3 separate regions of the Homo sapiens genome follow, and regions 1 and 2 are each linked to region 3. A link is a loop called in an ENCODE intact Hi-C map of the cell type or tissue named here. Cell type or tissue: GM12878. All regions are shown on one strand.

The links. Hi-C counts contacts between places; a loop is a spot of excess contacts. Peaks named below come from ENCODE experiments on the same cell type or tissue, not always from the same donor. Only the 100,000 strongest peaks of a DNase experiment are listed, where the experiment ranks them.
Region 1: a loop joins it to region 3, with 2.4 times the contacts of the local background. A loop is called at or near these places in 2 of 110 quality-filtered maps.
Region 2: it touches region 3 in a loop (2.7-fold over the local background); 2 of 110 quality-filtered maps call a loop at or near these places.

The regions. Positions count from the first base shown.
Region 1 is chr3:58,870,355-58,878,354 of GRCh38, reverse strand. All of the region lies in intron 7 of CFAP20DC (CFAP20 domain containing), which reads left to right. All of the region lies in intron 1 of CFAP20DC-AS1 (CFAP20DC antisense RNA 1), which reads right to left. Among named protein-coding and RNA genes, the nearest start is that of CFAP20DC-AS1, 50 kb to the right of the region's middle. RefSeq lists an enhancer at 3,051-4,250. In GM12878, no CTCF peak of the experiment used is centred here; DNase peaks (open chromatin) are centred at 3,604 and 3,684; H3K27ac peaks cover 1,007 bases.
Region 2 is chr3:58,895,266-58,903,265 of GRCh38, reverse strand. The region is part of intron 6 of CFAP20DC (CFAP20 domain containing); the gene reads left to right. The region is part of intron 1 of CFAP20DC-AS1 (CFAP20DC antisense RNA 1); the gene reads right to left. Among named protein-coding and RNA genes, the nearest start is that of CFAP20DC-AS1, 75 kb to the right of the region's middle. RefSeq lists enhancers at 3,461-3,700, 3,872-4,373. In GM12878, no CTCF peak of the experiment used is centred here; a DNase peak (open chromatin) is centred at 3,545.
Region 3 is chr3:58,948,546-58,956,545 of GRCh38, reverse strand. The region is part of intron 4 of CFAP20DC (CFAP20 domain containing); the gene reads left to right. The region is part of intron 1 of CFAP20DC-AS1 (CFAP20DC antisense RNA 1); the gene reads right to left. Among named protein-coding and RNA genes, the nearest start is that of CFAP20DC, 97 kb to the left of the region's middle. RefSeq lists an enhancer at 790-1,389. In GM12878, no CTCF peak of the experiment used is centred here; DNase peaks (open chromatin) are centred at 3,805 and 4,279.

The DNA.
Region 1 (8,000 bases), 78 kb after region 3:
TCTAAGGTCCTACTCCAGTTCAGAGGAGAAAGAGATCTAATTTTAGTTTTTAATATTATTTTATTGCCTTTCAAAAAGTGTCTTAAACTTTTTATTAATGAGGTAAGGCTACGTTCTGGTTTTAATTATTTGCAAAAGTTGAAGACATTTTAATTGCCTAGGGCCCTTCCTGCTTTAGTCATTTGCCTATTTGCTTTTCTTTTCGTTGTGTTTTCTGGGTTTACAGACTGACAGTCCTCCAACAGGTCTAAGAAAGTTTTTAATTAAAATAGTTTACATTGGGCTTGCACTCTCAAATTAGCCACAGTTCCCCTACATTCTGCATGTGCCTGCTTGCCACGTATGTGTTACCTGCCTGGCACTGAAGCCACTTCAATTTGCCCTGCTCCCTTTTCCATGCCCTCCCCAGTCCCCACAGCACTATTTTTTTTCCATCTGAAAATGGATATTATGGTATTATGTTCTGTGTTGGATTCCTCATAAACCCCATTAGTCCTCATCACATGCACTTAATTATCATATTCGTGCAGTTTCAATACTTATCTATACAATCATTAATAAACCCAGTTTTTCAGGTAGCAAAACAAAAATTTTTAGTTAAGTAGCTTTACAAAATTGCATAGGAAGTAAGTGGAAGAATTGGAAAATATGGGAAGAACCTGCTTCAATGTCCTCCTGATCCACAGAGGGCATCATCATATGTAATTTAAAACACACACACACACAAAGAGGCATTGGGGTGCTTGGCTTCTGAGCCCCCGCTCAGAGCATGGACAGATCTCTAAACATTGCAAGCCTCAGTTTCTTCTTCTGCAGTCATGAAATCATAACACCACACAGGTGATTGGAAATTGCAGAAAGATTGAGCATGTATCCTGATATCCATCATCCTTTAAGTCTCAAGTTGAACATTATTTCTCTGACCCCAAAGACTAGATATGAAGCTCCTGTTAAACACACTTAGAACCTTTCAGACTGTTCCTTCATAGCTCTTATCACAGCTATAATCATGTAGTTATTTATAAATTATTTGCTTTAACATCTGTCTGCCCGTCAGACTGTGAGCTCTTTGAAGGAGGTGGCTGTGTCCACCTTACTCCCTGTCTTACACAGTACTAGAGCAATACATGCCCGACTAAATGCCTGGTCACTGCTCAAAGTGTGGATGAAGGAAGGAATAAATGACTGTGAACAGACTTACTAAACTGTTAAATACTATTCACGGTGGAAGGTGTTAATAGCATATTTACTAGGTATTAATAGCATTACTCCCTACTGGGCACAGTGTTTAACATGTTACATGCATTGTTTCATGTGCTCTAACAAAAATGCCATGACTTCAGTACTACGATTATCCCAGTCTTACGGATGAAGAGGTGAGGCTTAGAAAGGTTAAGTACCTTTTCTAAAATAATACTGCTGTACAAGATCAGCCTTTTTTGTATTTGTTACATTCTTAATAGCAATGCACATATACTACAATGAAAAGTAATCCAAGTTTGGACTTTTGGTACCAGCTTTAATTCTAATTTGATTGTTAGATAATAGATGTAAGTCTTGAGCATGACCCCTCAGTGATTAGATATGAAAATTCAACAGGTTTTTCTGGTTAAGCTTTGAAAACCGTGCAAATTTAAATGACTATAATAATTAGAACATTGTATCTTGAGACAAAAATGAATGTTTATTTTTCTAAAAGACAATTAGAGAGTAGACCCTCAGGTTTTACAATCTAACTACAAAGGCATGTACCCCTCAGTAAAATAGGAAAATAATTAGTGGTAACATCTCTGACCTACACCAAGTTCATTTTCCACAAACTCAAGGAAATGAAATGCCTAGAACATGACTTTAATCTAATCTTGATTTTTAACCTTATATTATGCATATTGATATCAGCTCTTAAAAGAGCTCCTTTTAGAATTCAAAAGCATGCATTTCTGCTTGTAGTTTTCTTTTATTAAGATTTTTCTCATTATGGAAACTTTGTCTCATCTACTTTTTATTTTAGAAACCAAAGTTCTAAATTACTTTTCTTAGTAGGTGTTAATTAGGACCCGATTATGGTAGATGCATAGCACAATACGTGTTTATAGAGATAATTGTGACAATTAATATGATTATACACAGATTTTTTAAAGTGAAGCAGGACTTAAGAATTGGTGTGTTCATTATAATAACAAGTTTAACGAGGTCTATTAAAGAGATACTAAATAGTGGAATATTGGTATACTTTGCTTTGTGAAAAATAAAGTGTACCAAATGTGCAAAATTTTTAAAAATAAACATTAATTTAAATATACTGTGGTAGATTACTCTTTAAATAAATTCTATAGTAGATAGGATTATGAAATATAGAATGTCTGTTTTCTGTGATTTGGGAATAATAGCATATCGGGTGTGGGTGTATCTTTAATAGACACTGGGTGTCCACTACTAAGCAAGAGATTCCTCTAAGAAATTTGAAGTATTTAGTTTTAATTTTGTTAATAACTATGAACTGGTTAATATGTTCATTTTGTCAAATTTTAGTTGGAACTGTGTATGATTTCTAAAATACTCCCTCCCCACAAAAGTTCTTTTTAATTTTTAATTTTCCATAATTTGGTGAGATTTATCCATTATCTACAATAGGCTAAGCTGGGCTCAGCTGATGGAGGTACCTACTGTGCCAAATTAATGGTCTTTCTACAAAAGAACTTACATCGATTGAGGGGAAACTTCCTTATAGAGAAAGAATATGAAAAAACATCAGGAAATTGTTCTTGTAAAATATTTGAACAGAAAAATGGCCCTTAGCTGAACATTGAGCTCCCAGGATTGGAAGAGGGAAGAAAGGCCACGTGCTGGTACAGAAATCCCTCCCAGGCCCACACCATGTCCCACAGAGCCCTTCATTACTCTCCGCACCCATTTTTCTCTGAAAAAATCAACATTTGAGAACCAAATGAATAGTCTAGAATTTGTTCTACTTAGTCACAAAAGGCACAAATATTGACTATAATAGATTTTTCCAATTGCTCTGGAATGTGAATGTCATTTCTTCCTATTGTCAATCGTGAGAGACTGTTTTGTTGACTCCAGTTGAATATAAATAGCTGGTAAAAAAAAATACATATGCACACATAACCAAGTCTATTTGGTGACACTAGGAAATTTCATGTGTAATCCAAATAGCATCTGACTGCAGTGCCATAGCACTGCTACTGTTGAGAGCATCATCATTTATGAGAACATCAACGTTTTGTTCATTGTTATCCCTTCTCTCTCATCCCTCACGTCCTGGAGTTGCCCAGACCTGCCTAGTCTTCCTTTTTGATTCACACATAGAACTCCCAGGTAGATTTCTCTTAAAATGAACTTCAAACCATAGTTAGACATTTTTGAGTCATTTAATCCAACTTCCCTTCTGACTCATTTCATTTAATGAATCATTCATTTTGCTCAGCAAGGAACTATTATGTGCCTATTCTGTGTCAAGCACTGGGCTAGGTGCTGGCAGTTCAGGGTGACAGAAGCAGGCCACTGAGTTTATGTCTACTGAAGCACACATTAATTAGAGAATCCCATGGACATGTGTAAAAGTTCAATTCTGACAAGTTCTATGAGGGAAAATTTATGGAAGAGCCTATATTGGAGGAACTTACCCTAATCAGAAAGGTCTGCAAAGACTTGTCTGAGGAAATGATATGTGAACTGAGGCATAAAGGTCAAGAGGGAAAGGAAAAGCCTTCTTGCCATGAACAGCATACACAAACACTCTAGTAGGCAGGAAGAACTGAGAAGGCCCGTCTACCGAGAGGGCAGAAAACGAGAGGTGTAAGATACTCAGACATGTCAGAACATGCAGGGTTTTGCGGGCAATGTTAAGAGCCTTCATCTTACTCCTGAGAGCAGCAGAGAAGCCACTGAAGAACTTTAAGTGAAGGAAAGGAAATGACTCAATTAGATTTATGTTTGTATAAAACCTCTCTGGCTGCATTTTGGAGGAGGGATGGCATGGGGCACCAGCGTGGACACAGTAAGTCACACAGTAAGGCTTTGTCATCATCCAGGAGGAAGAGGATGTCAGTGCTGGTGGAGGAGATGGAAGGAAGTGGACATGGATGGGATATGGAGAGATCAGGGGAAGGTGTCAAGCATGACACCTAGATTCTGACTTTTCAAACCAGATGGATTGTGGTCCCATTCATTAGACCAGGTTTCCAGTTTGAAGTGCCTTTCAGACACTGAAGAGGAGCTGGTAAAGAGGCTACTGGATATAAGGAGTGGAGCTCAGAAGAGAGGACAAGGCTAAGAGATATAAATTAAGGAGTCACCTGATGTCTGAATCTGCCTTACGGCATCCAGAATAGCTATCCAGACTTCTGCTTCAACACCTGCCTTACAGCATCCAGAACAGCTATCCAGACTTCTGCTTGAACACCTGCCTGACAACATCTAGAACAGCTATCCAGACTTCTGCTTCAACACCTGCCTGACAACATCTAGAACAGCTATCCAGACTTCTGCTTCAACACCTGCCTGACAGCATCCAGAACAGCTATCCAGACTTCAGCTTGAACGCCTGCCTGACAACATCTAGAACAGCTATCCAGACTTCTGCTTCAACACCTGCCTAACTGCATCCAGAATAGCTATCCAGACTTCTACTTGAGCACCTGCCTGACAGCATCCAGCATAACTATCCAGACTTCTGCTTGAACACCTGCCTGACAACATCCAGAATAGCTATCCAGACTTCTGCTTGAACACCTGCCTGACAGCATCCACCATAGCTATCCAGACTTCTGCTTGAGCACCCGCCTTATACCATCCAGCATAGCTGATCCAGACTTCTGCTTGAACACCTGCCTGACAGCATCCAGCATAGCTGGTCCAGACTTCTGCTTGAGCACCTGCCTTACAGCATCCAGAATGGCTATCCAGACTTCTGCTTGAGCACCTGCCTGACAGCATCCAGAATAGCTATCCGGAATTCTGCTTGAACAGCTGCCTTACAGCATCCAGCATAGCTATCCAGACTTCTGCTTGAGCACCTGCCTTACAGCATCCAGCACAGCTATCCAGACTTCTGCTTGAGCACTTGCCTTACAGCATCCAGAATAGCTATCCAGACTTCTGCTTGAGCACCCGCCTTACAGCATCCAGAATGGCTATCCAGACTTCTGCTTGAACATCTGCCTTACAGCATCCAGAATAGCTATCCAGACTTCTGCTTGAGCACCTGCCTTACAGCATCCAGAATAGCTATGCAGACTTCTGCTTGAGCACCCGCCTTACAGCATCCAGAATGGCTATCCAGACTTCTGCTTGAGCACCCGCCTTACAGCATCCAGCACAGCTATCCAGACTTCTGCTTGAGGACCTGCCTGACAGCATCCAGAATAGCTATCCAGACTTCTGCCTGAGGACCTGCCTGACAGTATCCAGAATAGGAATCCGGAATTCTGCTTGAACAGCTGCCTTACAGCATCCAGCATAGCTATCCAGACTTCTGCTTGAGCACCTGCCTTACAGCATCCAGCATAGCTCTCCAGACTTCTGCTCAAATGCCTTCAAAATGACAAAAAATTTATCACCTCAACAGCCAGACATATTTAGAGAAAGATAACCCTTGTGTTGGACTAAAAGCTTCCTGAAGTAAATTCTTCTCATTAGTTCTGATTCTGCCCTTTAGACAAATGGAATTTCTCTCCTACCTAATAGGGCTTCCAGAATTTCAAGAAAAATGACATGGTTTTTACCTCCTCACGACTTCAACATCTACCTCATGTCTCCTGTTCAGCAAAAATTCTTTCAGTTCACTTCAGCAATCTAGCCCTTGCCTTTATCTTCAGATTTATCTATTACAAACACAAAAACAGACCCAAAACACACCCATACATACACACACTACTTCCACTCAGACCTAAATATCTGGATCTTGCTGAGTATGGTATATTTTCACAAACCCATGTGTCTTTTTTTTTTTAAGACTGATGCATAGGAGTGGTTTTTAATCCCCCTACATGTAAAATTATAGCTCTACAGCAGAGGCTAATGAGACCAACTAGCTAGCTAGAGGAATTTTTGCAGGGAGTAGGTCAGGCAGGAAGTGGCCAGTAGCTTATATATGTCCAGGACTGGTGGGCAAATGTGGACTTACTTGGGACCATCATTGTAATGTTTAAGTTGGTCCTGTCTTACAGGTGGGTCACAGCAGAAGGCTTTCTAGGTAATGGGCAGTGTTTTCAGTTAAAGGCTATCACCCTCACCTGCCCTGTTAGTCAGAGGAGGCTAATTGCAGTCACAAAGAACCCCTCAGTTGTAGTCCAATCAGGAGTTCCTTGGGAAGCCTTTTATGTCGTCATTCAGGGACCTGCATCTAGTGGCTTCCCTGGAGCCCTGAAAGTCCTCCACAAGATCTTCTGCATCTAGTCAGGAGGCGAGGGAATAGAGAGCATGGGGGATTCTGCTGGGAGTTTTGGGGGCCAGGAAATGGCTGAAACTTCTCACAGTTCATTAGCCAGAATTCAATCCTATGGGGCCAGGTGCGGTGGCTCACACCCATAATCCCAACACTTTGGGAAGCTGAGTCAGGTGGATCACTTGAGGTCAGGAGTTCGAGACCAGCCTGGCCGACAGGGTGAAACCCCATCCTACTAAAAATACAAAACTTAGCTGGGCATGGTGGCGTGTACCTCTAGTCCCAGCTACTCAGGGGGCTGAGGCATGAGAATCGCTTGAACCCAGGAGGCGGCGGTTGCAGTGAGCCAAGAACATGCCACTGCACTCCAGCTCGTGTGACAAAAGCAAGACTGTCTCAAAAAAAAAAAAAAAAGAAAAGTCGGAATTCAGTCATGCGGCCCATATAACGACAGGGTATGCTCAGAAATGTAATTTAGCTGTGTGTGCAGAAGGGAAGGCAGCAGGATTTGGTGAGCACACCTGCCCTATCCTGAAGGTGACACTGTTTTGCTCTCTTTCTCTCTAAAACCTTCAGGGATTCCTTGTTGCCTACCAAATTTAGAATAGGCTCTTCACATTTTAAGGCTCTTTTCAGTATGACCCTAGCCTCTCCTTCCAGCTAAACCAGCCACTTCCTGACTCCCAGGTACACCCTGCCCTTCCCTTCTTCCATGCCTTTACTCTGGTACTTTCTTCTGCCTAGGGCATCCTACATCTCTTATTCTTGAAATTGTATCCATCATTCAGGGTCCATGAAGGGGTCACTTATTCTTCATTGCCACTGGCCTGCCTTACATTGGTGACCTGTTTACTGGTCTTATCCGCCTCTCCATTCTCCATTTTGTGTCACTGACGGCCTCTAGGAAATGCCTGAGAGAGTACTCAGTTAAATATTTGTTAGGTTGAGTTGAATAATTATATTTAAATTATTTCCTTAAAGAGAAAATAAGATGTATTTTTTAGTAGCTTTTCCTTTTTTCTTTTTTTTTTTTTTTTTTTTTTTTTTTTTTGAGACGGAGTCTCGCTCTGTCGCCCAGGCCGGACTGCGGACTGCAGTGGCGCAATCTCGGCTCACTGCAAGCTCCGCTTCCCGGGTTCACGCCATTCTCCTGCCTCAGCCTCCCGAGTAGCTGGGACTACAGGCGCCCGCCACCGCGCCTGGCTAATTTTTTGTATTTTTAGTAGAGACGGGGTTTCACCTTGTTAGCCAGGATGGTCTCGATCTCCTGACCTCATGATCCACCCGCCTCGGCCTCCCAAAGTGCTGGGATTACAGGCGTGAGCCACCGCGCCCGGCCCTTTCTTTTTTTTTTTAAAGAAAAACTTTGTGGTGGTGGTTCTCAAATGATGGTGAGTATAAAAATTACTTGGGGGGACTTATTAAAAGTACTGTGATACTGCCGAGATCCTAATTCTATACGTCTTGTATGTATCTCTGATGTTGGGCCCTAGTATCTGTGTTTTTAATACATGCTGAGGGGGGAGGGGGGATTTGGATCCTATGGCACCTGGACTGGATTTTTAGAAAGATTGCAGTGTGATGTTTGTCA
Region 2 (8,000 bases), 53 kb after region 3:
TCTTAGAGAAAAAAAGGTAAATCTTCATGACCTTGCATTGTCAATAGTATTAGATATGATACCAAAAGCACAGCAACAAAGTTTTTAAAAATAGATAAATTGTACTTCATCAAAATGTAAAACTTTTGTGTATCAAAGAACACCATCAAGAAAGTGAAGAGAAAACCTACAGCATGTGAGAAAATATTTGCAAATCATATATCTGATACGATATGTATCCTGGTTTATATATGAATATATAGAGAGAAAACATTCTAGTATATTCTAGTACCCGGAATATAGTCAGCCCACCCTCCATATCTGCAGCTTCCCCATTCACAGATTTTCAACCAAGTGCAGATGAAAAATATTCAGGGGAAAAAAATTAAAAAAACAATATAACAATAAAAGTAATACAAATAAACAGTGTGTATAACTATTTCCTAGCATTTTCATTGTATTAGGTATTGTAGGTAATATAGAGATGATTTAAGGTATACTGGAAGATGTGCATAGGTTATATGTAAATACTGTGCTGTTTTACATAAGGGACTTGAGCATCTGCAGATTTTGGTATCTGTGTAGAGTCCTAGGAACCAATCCCTTGTGGATACCAAGGGATGACTGTATAAAGAACTCTTAAAACTCAACAACAAAAAGACAAACAACTCAATTTAAAAATAATCAAAGGACTTGAATAGACATTTCTTCAAATAAGATATCCAAATGGTAGACAAACACGTGAAAAAATGTTCAATATCATTAGCCATTAGGGAAATGCAAGTTAAAATCACAGTGAGGTACCACTTAATACCCACTAGGATGGGAATAAGGGTTGGCAAGGATGTAGAGAAATTGGAACCCCTGTACATTACTGGTAGGAACATAAAATCGTTCACCCGCTGTGGGGAAACAGTGTGGCAGTTCCTCAGAAAGTGAAATGTAGAATTACCATGTAACCCTACATTTCCATTCCTAGGTATATACCCAAAAGAATGGAAAACAGGTATTCAAACAAGTGCATGTACATACATAATCATAGCAGCACAATTCACATTAGCCAAAATGTGAAAACAGCCCAAGTGTTCATCAACAAATGAATGGATTAAAAAATGATGTATGTATTACAGTGGAATAGCACTCAGCCATTTGTATGTATTGCAATGGAATGGCATTCAGCCATAAGAAGGAATGCAGTACTGACACTTGCTACAATGTGGAGGAACCTCCAAAACATGCTCAGTGAAAGAAGCCAGACAAAAAAAGGTCACATAATGTATGATTCCACTTTTATGAAATATCCAGAATAGGCAAATCCACAGAGACAGAAGAGATTTGTGGCTGCCAGGGACTGGAGACTTGAGAGATTGGGGAGAAGCTACTTAATGGATAAGGGGTTTTATTTTGGAGTGATAGAAATGTCTGAAAGTAGATAGAGGTGGTAGTTGCACAACATTATGAATGTACTAAGTCCCATTGAATAGTTCACTTTGAAATGGTCAATTTTCTGTTAATGTGAATTTCTCTTCAATAAAGCATTTTTTTAAAAAAGCTCTAAAGGCATGATTCATTCAGGATAGCCAAGTTTTAGGTGTAGCTCAGGTTTATTTACCCCTTCAGACATCAAAACCTTTTGTTATTAAAAAAATCACTTAGTAAGATGTAGTGCTTTTTTCACCATTGTAATGAAATAATTTACATAAACACTTACGTAGCACTTGCTGTATACCAGGCACTATTCTTATCCCCTCATTTACATTAATCATTACTTAAACCTCATTTAATTATCACAATAGCCCTTTGAGGTAAGTATTATTTTTGTGTCCATGATTTACAGATAAGGAGAGCAGGGTACATACAACAAGGTAGAGTTGTTGTGCCAAGGTCACACAGCTAATAAGTGGTGGAGCCAGAATATGAGCCCAGGAAGCCTTGCCCCAGAGCCTGTGCTCTTAACCACTATAATATACTGCTTCTTAATGTTTTCCAGCATTCTATAGCAAACTCAGAGAAAATCTGAGAGTTACATGGCAAATGAATGAGTGAATGAACAAAAAATGAACACACTTTATCGCAATATTTTGGCAGAGAACTTTGTGTTTTATACTTGGCCCTCACTGTTGTTTCAGAGAGGTGAAATTCCACATAACTAAAGCACTGTGCTAGGCACTGCAGGCTCTTACCAAATAAATAAGATGAACGTAGATGAGTCTGAGACCAGCAAACTATTACAAAATTAGTCATTATTTAAACTATATTAATTAGAAGGAGACGTATACCAAAACCGATCTATAAATCTCACTCTCTACAAGCCATTCCCCCTAATAAAATGGGGATGATGATTTTTAATACATAAAGTGCTTTACATATGTGTTAAAATTGATGACTTAATTCTTACAGCTAGTTAAGATCCTCTTCAAAGATATTAAACACCTACAGAATGGATCATTTTATGATGGCTTTATGGCCAAAGAAAGGGGAACAGGGTTACAAAGTCACTCAAACATTCCAATAATACACTACCTCATATTGGGAGCAAAGACATCAAGAAACCCACCATCTGGTTGTGCTTGGACGCTGCATGAGCTGTCAGCTTTCTCATAGCCTTCTCTTTCATGTGCCATTTAGCCATTCTCAACTGGCCATTCCAGCCAACATTACATGCTTTCATATTTGTTAGCAAAAGCAGTTTAGATTCAGCTATGTCCTTATCTAGATGTTAATCAGGCAGTCTGTATGTTTCCATACACAGTCCCTTCCAGAAGATAGAACATGTCTGAAAGAACAATGCAGACAGGCCCTGGTCCCTTAATATCTGATTGATTTGTTATTTGCCATCTGGGAGAAAGTTGTAATATCCAAATAAAATGTGTATGGAGTACTTTTCAGGATATAGCTGAACAAAGACTAACCAAAGGAAGAAAAGGGAAGACGTGGCAGCTGCATTTAATCTAGTCCAGGCTGTTATTAAGGGGCTTCTGTCCATAAGGGGATTACTTTGCATCCCCTTTGAACCAGGTGCTGTACTAAATATATCATTAGGATTCTCCAGTCATTCACTTCCAGGCTAACAATCCTTTGGCAGAACTTTATCTCAGTTCCTAGAATGCACCAGAGTCCTTCTGCCTTCACAGTCTTCGATGATCTATTCCTTTCACCTCACTGATCACTCCCACCCATTTTATCAGGCTACTTTCTACTTATCTTTTATGACTCAACTTAAATGTCTCTTTATCACACAGGACTTTCCCTGACGCCTTATGCTATTAGATTCTCCCATTATGCTGTTTCTTCACCTTGAACTTTTCCCTCAGAGTACTTAGCAAAATTTTAATTAAAGAATTATCTGTGGGGAGAGAGGGCCAGGATGGCTGATTAAAAGCAGCTGTGGTCTGCAGCACTCGTGGAGAGGAGTGAAAGTGGCAAGTGAGTTCAGCACCCTCAGCTGAAATATCCAGGTTCTCACATTACTGACTAGGCAAACAGCTTGACCTGCAGAGAATGGAAAAAAAGCAGGGTGGGGTGATGGCCCATCCGGGAGTGGCATGAAGCCAACAGTCCCCCCACCCCAGCCAAGGGAAGCGGTGAGTGATTGTGCAGTCCTGCCCAGGAAACCACACCCCTCCCACGGATCTTTGCAACCAGCAGATTAGGAGATCCCCTCATAAGCGCATGCCACCAGGGTACTGGGTCCAATAAACAGAGCTGTGTGGAGTCCCAGCAGAGCAGCCACTCAGGCACACACAGAGACCCAGGAGTTTTGCATACTCCACCCCCAGGATTCTCAGCAAGGTGGGAGATCCATCCCTAGGAAGGGAACTGAATCCCGGAAGCCAAGCAGCATGTTCTGCAGGCCCCCCTTCCACAGTGTCTCACAAATTAAGACCTAATGGCAAATTCCAGCCAGTCAGCAGCAGCAGGCTTGAGTCTGCCTGAGAAGGACCGAGTCCCCAGTGGGAGGGGTGGCCAACATCTCTGTGGTTTAGGCAACTCAGCAGTTCCAACCTGCCAGCTCTGGAGAGTCCAGACAGCCTGGACAAGGAAGGGTCTCCCACAACGCAGCACAGCTGCACTACTAGAAAGCAGCCAGACTGTTTTTCTAAGTGGGTCCCTGATCCTGTTACTCCTGACTGGATGAGACCTCCCAACAGGGGTCTCCAGCCTCCTCCTACAGGTGCAGTTCAGGCTGGCAACAGGTCAGTACCCCCCTGGGATGGAGATTCCAGAGGAAAGAACAGGCTGACATTTTTGCTGTTTCATGGCCTTCACTGGTGGTAACCTTGGTATGGGAAAAGACAAGGCAACTAGGGTCTGGAGTGGACCCTCAGAAAACCACAGCAGCCCTATGGAAGAATAGCCTGACTGTTAAAAAAAAAAACAAAGAGAAAACAACAATAACATAAACAAAAAGGACCCCACAAAAACCCAACTCAAAGATGAGCAATCTGAAAGATCAAAGGTAGATAAACCCACAAAAGTGAGAAATAATCAATGCAAAAATACTGAAAACTCAAAAAGCCAGAGTGCCTAGTTGCTTCCACATGACCACAACAGCTCTCCAGCAATGGCACAAAATGGGACTGAGACTGAGATGACTAAACTGACAAGTAGGCTTCAGAAGGTGGGTAATAACGAACTTTGCTGAGCTAAAGGAGCATGTTGTAACCCAAAGCAAAGAAGCTAAGAATCATGATAAAACAATACAGGACCTGATAGCCAAAATAGCCAGTTTAAAGAAGAACGTAACTGAACTGATGGAGGTGAAAAACACAACATGAGAACTTCACAATGCAATCACAGGTATCAATAGCAGGCCAGTTACAGTGGCTAACACCTATAATCTCAGCACTTTGGGAGGCCAAAGCATGTGGATCACTTGAGCTCAGGAGTTTCAGACCAGACTGGCCAACATGGTGAAACCCTGTCTCTACTAAAAATACAAAAATTAGCCGGGCATGCTGATGCGCTTACGTAGTTCCAGTTACTTGGGAGGCTAAGGCAGGGGAATCGCTTAAACCTGGGAGGCAGTGGTTGCCATGAGATGAGATCACACCACTGCACTGTAGCCTGGGTGACAGAGTGAGACACTATCTCACAAAAAAAAAAAAAAGTATCAGTAACAGAATAGACCAAGTGGAGGAAAGAATCTCAGAGCTTGAAGACTATCTTTCCAAAATAAGAAAGGCAGACAAGAATAGAGGGAAAAAAAGGAATGAACAAAACCTCCAAGAAATATGGGGATTATGGAAAGAGACTGAACTTACAACTGACTGAGGTACCTGAAAGAGACCGGGAGATGGAACCAAGTTGGAAAACATATTTCAGGATAGCATCCAGGAGAAATTCCCCAACCTAGTAAGCCAGGCCAACATTTAAATTCAGGAAATGCAGACAACCCCAATAAGATACTCCATGAGACGATCAATGCCAAGGCACATAATCGTCAGATTCTCCAAGGTCAAAATGAAAGAGAAAATGTTAAGGGCAGCCAGAGGGCAAGGCCAGTTCGCATACAAAGGGAAGCCCATCAGACTAGCAGCAGAACTCCCAGCAGAAACCCTACAAGCCAGAAGAGATTGGGAAACAAATTCAACATTCTTAAGAAAAGAATTTCCCCAATCCTGAATTTCATATCTGGCCAAACTAACCTTCAAAAGTGAAAAGAAATAAGATAATTTTCAGACAAGCAAATGCTGAGGGAACTCATCACCACGAGGCTTGCCTTGCAAGCACTTCTGAAGGAAGCACTAAATATGGAAAGGAAATACCATTACCAGCCACTACAAAAACACACTGAAGTACAGTGTATCTGAAGTACACAGCCCAGTAACATTGAAGCAACCACATAAACAAATCTGCAAAATAACCAGCTATCATGTTGACAGGATCAAATTCCCACGTAACAATACTAACCTTAGATGTAAATGGGCTTAGTGTCCCCATTAAAAGACACAATGGCAAGCTGGATAATGAGCCAAGATTCATGGTATGCTGCCATCTCATGTGCAAAGACACACACATAGGCTTAAAATAAAGGAATGGAGGAAAATTTACCAAGCAAATGGAAAACAGAAAAAAGCAGGGGTTGCAATCCTAGTTTCTGACAAATAGACTTTAAACCAACAAATATCAAAAAAGACAAAGAAGGGCATTATGTAGTGGTAAAGGGTTCAATTCAAGAAGTGCTAACAATCCTAAATACATATGCACCCAATACAGGAGCATGCAGGTTCATAAAGCAGGTTCTTAGAGACTTTCAAAGAGACTTAGACTCCCATACAATAATAATGGGAGACTTTAACACCCTGCTGACAATATTAGACAGATCATCAAAGCAAAAAATTCACAAAGATATTTAGGACTTGAACCCAGCTCTGGATCAAGTGGACCTGATAGATATATACAGAACTCTCCACCCAGAAACAACAGAGTATACATTCTTCTCATCCCCACATGACACTCACTCTAAAATTGATCACATAAATCAGAAGTAAAACACTCCTAAGCAAATGCAAAAGAATTGAAATTGTAACAAACAGTCCCTCAGACAACAGCACAACCAAATTAGAACTCAAAATTAAGAAATTCACTCAAAACTACACAAGTACTTGGAAATTGAACAACCGGATCCTGAGTTACTCTTAGGTAAATAATGGGATTAAGGCAGAAATCAAGAAGTTTTTTGAAACTAATGAGAACAAAGAGACAATGTAGCAGAATTTCTGGGATGCAGCTAAAGCACTGTTAAAAGGGAAATTTATAACACTAAATGCCCACATCAAAAAGCTAGAAAGATCACAAGTTAACAAGCTAAATCACAATGAAACAAACTAGAGAAACAAGAGCAAACAAACCCCAAAGCTAGCAGGAGACAAGAAATAACCAAGATCAGAGCTGAAATGAAGGAGATAGAGACACAAAATACCTTTCAAAAAATCAACGAGTCCAGGAGCTGGTTTCTTGAAAAAAATTAATAAAGTAGATAGACCACTAGCTAGAGTAATAAAGATGAAAAGACAAATGAATCAAATAAACTTGAGCAGAAATGGTAACCACTGACCCCACAAAATTGCAAACAACCATCAGAGAATAGTATAAACACCTCTATGCACAAAAACTAGAAAATCCAGTAGAAATGGATAAATTCATGGATGCATACACCCTCCCAAGAGTGAACCAGGAAGAAATTGAGTCACTGAACAGGCGAATAACAAGTTCTGAAATTGAAGCAGTGATACGGATTGGCTGTGTCCCCACCCAGATCTCATCTTGAATTCCCACATGTTGTGGGATGGATCTGGTAGGAGGTAACTGAATCATGGGGGCAGGTCGTTCTTGTGCTGTTCTTGTAATAGCGAATAAGTCTCACAAGATCTGATGGTTTTAAAAAGGGGAGTTTCCCTAGACAAACTCTCTTTGCGTGCTGCCATCCATGTAAGATGTGACTTGCTCCTCCTTGCCTTTCACCATGATTCTGAGGCCTCCCCAGCCATGTAGAACTGTGAGTTCCCCATTAAGCCTCTTTCTTTTGTAAATTGCCCAGTCTCGGGTATGTCTTTATCAGTAGCATGAAAACAGCCTAATACAGTAAATTGGTACCAATAGAGTTGGGGCACTGCTGAAAAGATACCTGAAAATGTAGAAACAACTTTGGAACTAACAGGAGTGCCCAGAAGAAGAAAGGAAAATGTGGGAAAGTTTAGAACTTCCTGAAGACTTGTTGAATGGCTTTAAACAAAATGCTGATAGCGATATGGACAATAAAGTCCAGGCTGAGGTGGTCTCAGAAGGAAATGAGGAACTTGTTGAGAACTGGAGCAAAGGTGATTCTTGTTATGTTTTAGCAAAGAGACTGGTGGCATTTTGCCCATATCCTAGATTTGTGGAACTTTGACCTTGAGAGGGATGATTTAGGGTATCTGGTGGAAGAAATTTCTAAGCAGCAAAGCATTCAAGAGTTGACTTGGGTGCTGTTAAAGGCATTCAGTTTTAAAAGGGAAGCAGAACATGAAAGTTCTGAA
Region 3 (8,000 bases):
AACCTTAGCTGTCTACCTGGTGTTCTATTGTATTGCAGCTGAGAAGGCACTCAAACCACAAGATGTAGTCTTTCCCACTCTTCTCTCCCCTTTCCAAAGGCAGAGGTGTCTTGCCCTGTGGCTACAGCCACCTCATGCCCACTGGGAGTACTGCTAGACTGCTGCTGATGTTCCCTTAAGGCCCAGGTGCTCTTTATTCAGCTTGTGGTGAGTGCTGCCTGGTCTGGGACTCACCCTCCAGGAAAATGGGCTCCCCTCTGGCCTAGGGAAGATTCAGAAATGCCTTCCAAGAGCCAAGTCCTGGAATTGTGGGCCCCAAGAACATGCTTGGTGCTCTTCCCCCTTGTAGCCAACCTGGTACCTAAGATACAAGACGAAATCCCATTACTTTTCCTTTCATTTTTCTCAAGCAGAAGAAGTCTCACCCCATAGCCACTACAACTGGGAATATACTGACTCTCATGTGAAGTCAGCAAGTCTTAGGCCCTCAGTGTAGTATGTTGGTATCACTGCTGGTTATTCAGTGCCAAAGGACTCTTCAGTTAGCTGGTGAAGAATCCTGCCCATACTGAATCTTTCCTCCAAGGCAGTGGGTTCCCTTCTGGCCCAGAGTGTGTCTAGAAAGGTCATCCAGGAGCCAGGGCCTGGAAAGGGGGCCTCATGCCTCTGACTGTTGCCCTATCCTACTGCTGCTGAGCTGGTATCCAAGGTGCAAGACAGAATCCTCCCCAGTCTTCCTCAAGCAGAAGAAAAGGAGCTACAAACTGTGCAGCCTGGGGTCAGAGGAGTGATACCAGCATGCCCTTAGCTATTCCAGCTGGTGTCTCAAGAGGTCACATGCCCCCCCAGTTCACTGCCTCTGAGACCAGTTCAGCACTAGGACTTGCCTAGGAGTTGCAGACTTTGTGGCCTAGACTGCTGTTGAAGTTTATTTGGGGCCCCAGAGCACTTTAGTCCATGGTGGCTAGGCTTGCAGGAACTTAAGTTTTAATTGCTGGGATCAGTGATTTGCCTCTGGCTAGGGCTGGTTTAAATGCTCCCTCTGTGGGTGGGCATCAGCTGAGTTTGGTCTGGTTTTGCTTTCTTCTATAACAAAGGCAACACTGAGTTAAATGCCTCACAATTGCTGGCTGTTCCTCTACCTGACACACAGAAATACTGTCTGCACCGTGCTGCCACAACCGAACATGGGGGAGGGGTGGCATCAGTGATTTAAGATGTTTTTCCTACCTCTTTAGTGCTTTTTTCAGCAATATGAAGTTAAAACCAGGTACTGTGAGTGCTCACCTAATTTTTTGGTTCTTATGAAGGTGTTTTTTTCTGTGTATAGTTGTTAAATTGGTGTACTTGCAGAGGGGATGATCAGTGGAGCCTTTTGTTCTGCCCTTCTTGGTCTAAGGGATCTTTTTGAGATGATGGGATTGTTCTACAGTTGGACTCTGGTGATGGTTGCATAAGTCCTTAAATATACTAAAAATCATTGAATTTTACACAAAATATGGTAAATTTTGTGGCATGTAAATTATACCTCAGTAAAGTTTTTTTTTTTTAGTTTTTATTTCAATAGTTTTTTGGGTACAAGTGGTTTTTTGCTACCTTAATGAATTATATAGTGGTGAATTCTGAAATAAAGCTGTTTTTAAAAAGGGAATCAAATGGTATTCAAAGAAAGGTTCCAAGAGTGCCAGTTATTAATTTAAAATCATAGGTGTAAAATATGCATTGTAAAGAATGTTAACCATTAAAAAAAGAAATGAGCTACAGTGTATTTTAATAAGCACACTAAAGTGTCTTGGGTTCAGAATTGCTTCTCTTCTCTTTTAAAGACAGAAGAATCTTCAGTGAATTTAAACTTCAGCAGAAGGGAAAACTAATGGAATGAAATTCCCTATACTAATCATGCAACATTAGAATGAATGTGTAAGGGAGGCCACAGAACCATCTTCTATTGGCCGTTAAACTCAGTACACAGCCATATAATATATATCGAAACGTTTTACATATTTAAACAGGCTATTTTGCAATCTCACTATTTCCTTGTAACTGTACCTAGAGCTATTTGATACCATCACTGAAAATGTGCATCCTAATTTTGTAATTTTTAGGTCATGATGAGGAAAAATAAAAACCATTTTGGCTTAAAGAACAGATGATTCTATAAATGAATCAAATCATCAGAAGTCTGAGATCAGTTTTACAAGTTCACTCTAACCTGAAGTGAGCATTTGCAAATGATTGTAAATGATTGTACATACAGAAGAAAGGTGAATAGGTAATCTGAATAAATGAGTTTATCTACACTCTTGGATGGGTGCTACCATTTACTCAAATTCTCATGGAGCTGCCATTGTGGAAAAAAACTGTCAATCAAAGATGAAGCTCTAAAAGCAAATTGAAAATTGAATTGAAAAGTAATTTTACTTTCAAGTGGTTTGCAAATGTAGATGTTAAGTTTGAAATGAATGCTGTTAATGACCATAGCTGAGTTATAAACCTGCTGATCACTAGAATATTATTATAAATGAGGTTGATTTTCCCGTCAACTACCCCATTTTCTCTCAACATAGTCTCATTACTTTTTCTATCACATTGCTGACCCTTAGCTGTGAATGCTCACTTACGTATGTAACAATGTATTAACTCATATATGGTGTTTTTTAAAAATGAATCCTTAAGTACAAGAGGAGTAATGCTAGTGTTACTTGTCTCTTTCTTCTTTGTTAGGTTACAGGAGGTTTTTGATGGTGAAAATCAAGCCTGTATTACAAGTGAAGAGCTGTTTTACAAGCAGCCTCCTTGCAGCAACTAAATTGCCCCCAAAAAAGCACATAAGTGTAATGAAGCTTTTAAGTAGTCACACATATGCATTTATATTCTCTCTCTCATGAATGACTAATTTTAATTTTTTTAAAGTAGCAATTCAGCTTGCTTTTAGAACCATTTAAGCTTTGCACATGATTTTGTTTTCCCCCCAAAGCCAACTATTCTTGATTATGAGATAGGGGAAGGTTTGCATATTTATTTTTGCAAAGACAGTAGCATAAGCCCTCATCACCATATGGATGGCTTAGTCCTAATATCTCTGTCTTAAGCTGGGCACATGATCATTTAGAAATTCTTCCAGACATCGGAGCCATAATGATTAGACTTAACTGAGAACTATTTTGTGCAAACCAAAATCTGAGTTCTGTGAAGATAAACCTCATGCTGTGAGCCTAGCATTTGATTCCTATTGAGTTTTGCAGTCTAGAGGACCCACCTCTTAATAAATGTGTTGGATTACGTTGAAAGATACACTATAGCAGAGGAGTGAATCTTTCTTTTGGCTTTTCACACAGTCTTCTGTCTTGCATGCTTTTCCCCTAGATGTGTGCATGGTTCCTACCTCTACTTCGCTCAACTCAGCTTAAACGTTGCCTTATGTGAGAGGCCTTCCCTAACTACCCTTTCTAAAATAATACTTCCCACCCCTATCAGTCTGTATCACTTTTTCATCCTTTATTTTTATTCCATAGTCCTTATTGGGAATTGACATACTATATGTGGACTAGTTTATTTATTACTATCTTCTCCATTAGAACAAGCTGGAGACCTTGTTTTTTTCACTGTGAAATCCCCAGTATCTACGTCCAGACTTGAGAGCAAGTAGGTGCTCAATAAGAAGATGAGCCAATATGTAACTCTGGTAGGGCTTCAAAAAAGGCCACTTAGCAAATATTTCCTAATTAATTATAAACCCCTGAACCTAGCTCTGTGAGAGTACTGTGATAAGCAGGATGTGATCTCAGTTCCCTGGGGTGCTTACAGGCTAGTAGAAGAGTTTATATATAACAGCCTGACGCCCACACTTTTTTTTTTAAATCAAGACTCACTGGAGCAGAATAAAAGATGTCATAGCCTGCAACCCCACCCATTCCCACTTTCCAGTAAGGAGGTTGGGACATTGATAGAGAGAGGATTACATAGGCATCTATGAGCCACTTATGTTTTAGTTAATAGAAAATTAAAGGCCAGAATTCCACAGGGTTCAATGAACAATCCACAGCCACCCAAGTTGATGATGGTTACTTGAATACAAGCACTGCAATACGGTGACAGTCAATCTGATCACCCAAGACAGCTGCTAAATGACTAACAGGTGGGTGGCATCTACAGTGTGGAGACTGGAAAAAGGGAGAATTCACATCCAGGGTGGGATGGAGTAGGATGATGAGAAATTTTATCACACTACTCAGAGCAGCATGCAATTTAAAACTTATGAATTATTTATTTCTGGTATTTTCCACTTAATATTTTTGGATCCTGAGTAACTGAAACCACTGGAACATGAAACCACAGATGAGGGGGACTACTGTAATAACGTATCACTGAAAACTAAGAATAGCACTACTTGAAAACTACAATGAACTCAACGCTGATGATGAATTTGTAATAAATGGTTTTCCTCCCAAATTTCCAGAAATTCCATCCCTACCCTACCCCCTAACCATCATGTTTTATATGTGTCCACTAGGAACTTTGCAAATTGCCCAGCCTTTCGGGGCACTCAGACGTTTTTGTGGAAGTTAACATGAGGAACTTATCTAAACTCTAAAGTGAGCTTTGGAACACCAAATTCTAGTAACCCTTTTTTTTATTATTATACTTTAAGTTTTAGGGTACATGTGCACAACGTGCAGGTTTGTTACATATGTATACATGTGCCATGTTGGTGTGCTGCACCCAGTAACTCGTCATTTAACATTAGGTGTATCTCCTAATGTTATCCCTCCCCTCTCCCCCCACCCCACAACAGGCCCCGGTGTGTGATGTTCCCCTTCCTGTGTCCATGTGATCTCATTGTTCAATTCCCACCTATGAGTGAGAACATGAGGTGTTTGGTTTTTTGTCCCTGCAATAGTTTGCTGAGAATGATGGTTTCCAGCTTCATCCATGTCCCTACAAATGACATGAACTCTTCATTTTTTATGGCTGCATAGTATTCCATGGTGTATATGTGCCACATTTTCTTAATCCAGTCTATCATTGTTGGACATTTGGCTTGGCTCCAAGTCTTTGCTATTGTGAATAGTGCTGCAATAAACATACGTGTGCATGTGTCTTTATAGCAGCATGATTTCTAATCCTTTGGGTATATACCCAGTAATGGGATGGCTGGGTCAAATGGTATTTCTAGTCCTAGATCCCTGAGGAATCGCCATACTGACTTCCACAATGGTTGAACTAGTTTACAGTCCCACCAACAGTGTAAAAGTGTTCCTATTTCTCCACATCCTCTCCAGCACCTGTTGTTTTCTAACTTTTTAATGATCACCATTCTAACTGGTGTGAGATGGTATCTCATTGTGGTTTTGATTTGCATTTCTCTGATGGCCAGTGATGATGAGCATTTTTTCATGTGTCTTTTGGCTGCATAAATGTCTTCTTTTGAGAAGTGTCTGTTCATATCCTTCACCCACTTGTTGATGGGGTTGTTTTTTTCTTGTAAATTTGTTTGAGTTCATTGTAGATTCTGGATATTAGCCCTTTGTCAGATGAGTAGATTGCAAAAATTTTCTCCCATTTTGTAGGTTGCCTGTTCACTCTGATGGTAGTTTCTTTTGCTGTGCAGAAGCTTTTAGTTTAATTAGATCCCATTTGTCAATTTTGGCTTTTGTTGCCATTGCTTTTGGTGTTTTAGACATGAAGTCCTTGCCCATGCCTATGTCCTGAATGGTAATGCCTAGGTTTTCTTCTAGGGTTTTTATGGTTTTAGGTCTAACATTTAAGTCCTTAATCCATCTTGAATTAATTTTTGTATGAGCTGTAAGGAAGAGATCCAGCTTCAGCTTTCTACATATGGCTAGCCAGTTTTCCCAGCACCATTTGTTAAATAGGGAATCGTTTCCCTATTTCTTGTTTTTCTCAGGTTTGTCAAAGATCAGATGGTTGTAGATATGCGGTGTTATTTCTGAGAGTTCTGTTCTGTTCCATTGGTCTATATCTCTGTTTTGATACCAGTACCATGCTGTTTTGGTTACTGTAGCCTTGTAGTGTAGTTTGAAGTCAGGTAGCATGATGCCTCCAGCTTTGTTCTTTTGGCTTAGGATTGACTTGGCAATGCAGGCTCTTTTTTGGTTCCATATGAACTTTAAAGTAGTTTTTTCCAATTCTGTGAAGAAAGTCATTGGTAGCTTGATGGGGTTGGCATTGAATATATAAATTACCTTGGGCAGTATGGCCATTTTCACAATATTGATTCTTCCTACCCATGAGCATGGAATGTTCTTCCATTTGTTTGTATCCTCTTTTATTTTGTTGAGCAGTGGTTTGTAGTTCTCCTTGAAGAGGTCCTTGTAAGTTGGATCCTAGGTATTTTCTTCTCTTTGAAGCAATTGTGAATGGGAGTTCACTCATGATTTGGCTCTCCGTTTGTCTGTTATTGGTGTATAAGAATGCTTGTGATTTTTGCACATTGATTTTGTATCCTGAGACTTTGCTGAAGTTGCCTATCAGCTTAAGGAGATTTTGGGCTGAGACGATGGGGTTTTCTAGATATACAATCATGTCATCTGCAAACAGGGACAACTGGACTCCCTCTTTTCCTAATTGAATGCCCTTTATTTCCTTCTCCTGCCTAATTGCCCTGGCCAGAACTTCCAACACTATGTTGAATAGGAGTGGTGAGAGAGGGCATCCCTGTCTTGTGCGAGTTTTCAAAGGGAATGCTTCCAGTTTTTGCCCATTCAGTATGATACTGGCTGTGGGTTTGTCATAGATAGCTCTTATTATTTTGAGATACATCCCATCAAAACCTAATTTTTTATTGAGAGTTTTTAGCATGAAGGGTTTTTGAATTTTGTCAAAGGCCTTTTCTGCATCTATTGAGATAATCATATGGTTTTTGTCATTGGTTCTGTTTATATGCTGGATTGTGCAATCAAACTATAACTCAGGATTAAGAAACTCACTCAAAACCTCAACTACATGGAAACTGAACAACCTGCTCCTGAATGACTACTGGATACATAACGAAATGAAGGCAGAAATAAAGATGTTCTTTGAAACCAACGAGAACAAAGACACAACATACCAGAATCTCTGGGACGCATTCAAAGCAGTGTGTAGAGGGAAATTTATAGCTCTAAATGCCCACAAGTGAAAGCAGGAAAGATCTAAAATTGACACCGTAACATCACAATTAAAAGAACTAGAGAAGCAAGAGCAAACACATTCAAAAGCCAGCAGAAGGCAAGAAATAACTAAGATCAGAGCAGAACTGAAGGAAATAGAGACAAAAAAAACCTTCAAAAAATCGATGAATCCAGGAGCTGGTTTTTTGAAAAGATCAACAAAATTGATAGACCTCTAGCAAGACTAATAAAGAAGAGAGAAGAATCAAATAGACACAATAAAAAATGATAAAGGGGATATCACCACCAATCCCACAGAAATACAAACTACCATCAGAGAATACTATAAACACCTCTACGCAAATAAACTAGAAAATCTAGAAGAAATGGATAAATTCCTCGACACATACACCCTCCCAAGACTAAACCAGGAAGAAGTTGAATCTCTGAATAGACCAATAACAGGTTCTGAAATTGAGGCAATAATTAATAGCTTACCAACCAAAAAAAGTCCAGGACCAGAAGGATTCACAGCCGAATTCTACCAGAGGTACAAAGAGGAGCTGGTACCATTCCTTCTGAAACTATTCCAATCAATAGAAAAAGAGGGAATCCTCCCTAACTCATTTTAAGAGGCCAGCATCATCCTGATACCAAAGCTGGGCAGAGACACAACAAAAAAAGAGAATTTTAGACCAATATCCCTGATGAACATCGATGCAAAAATCCTCAATAAAATACGGGCAAACCGAATCCAGCAGCACATCAAAAAGCTTATCCACCATGATCAAGTGGGCTTCATCCCTGGGATGCAAGGCTGGTTCAACAAACGCTAGTAACCCTTTTAAACTCAATTAGAACATTACTACCAAGTGACAAAACTGGAAT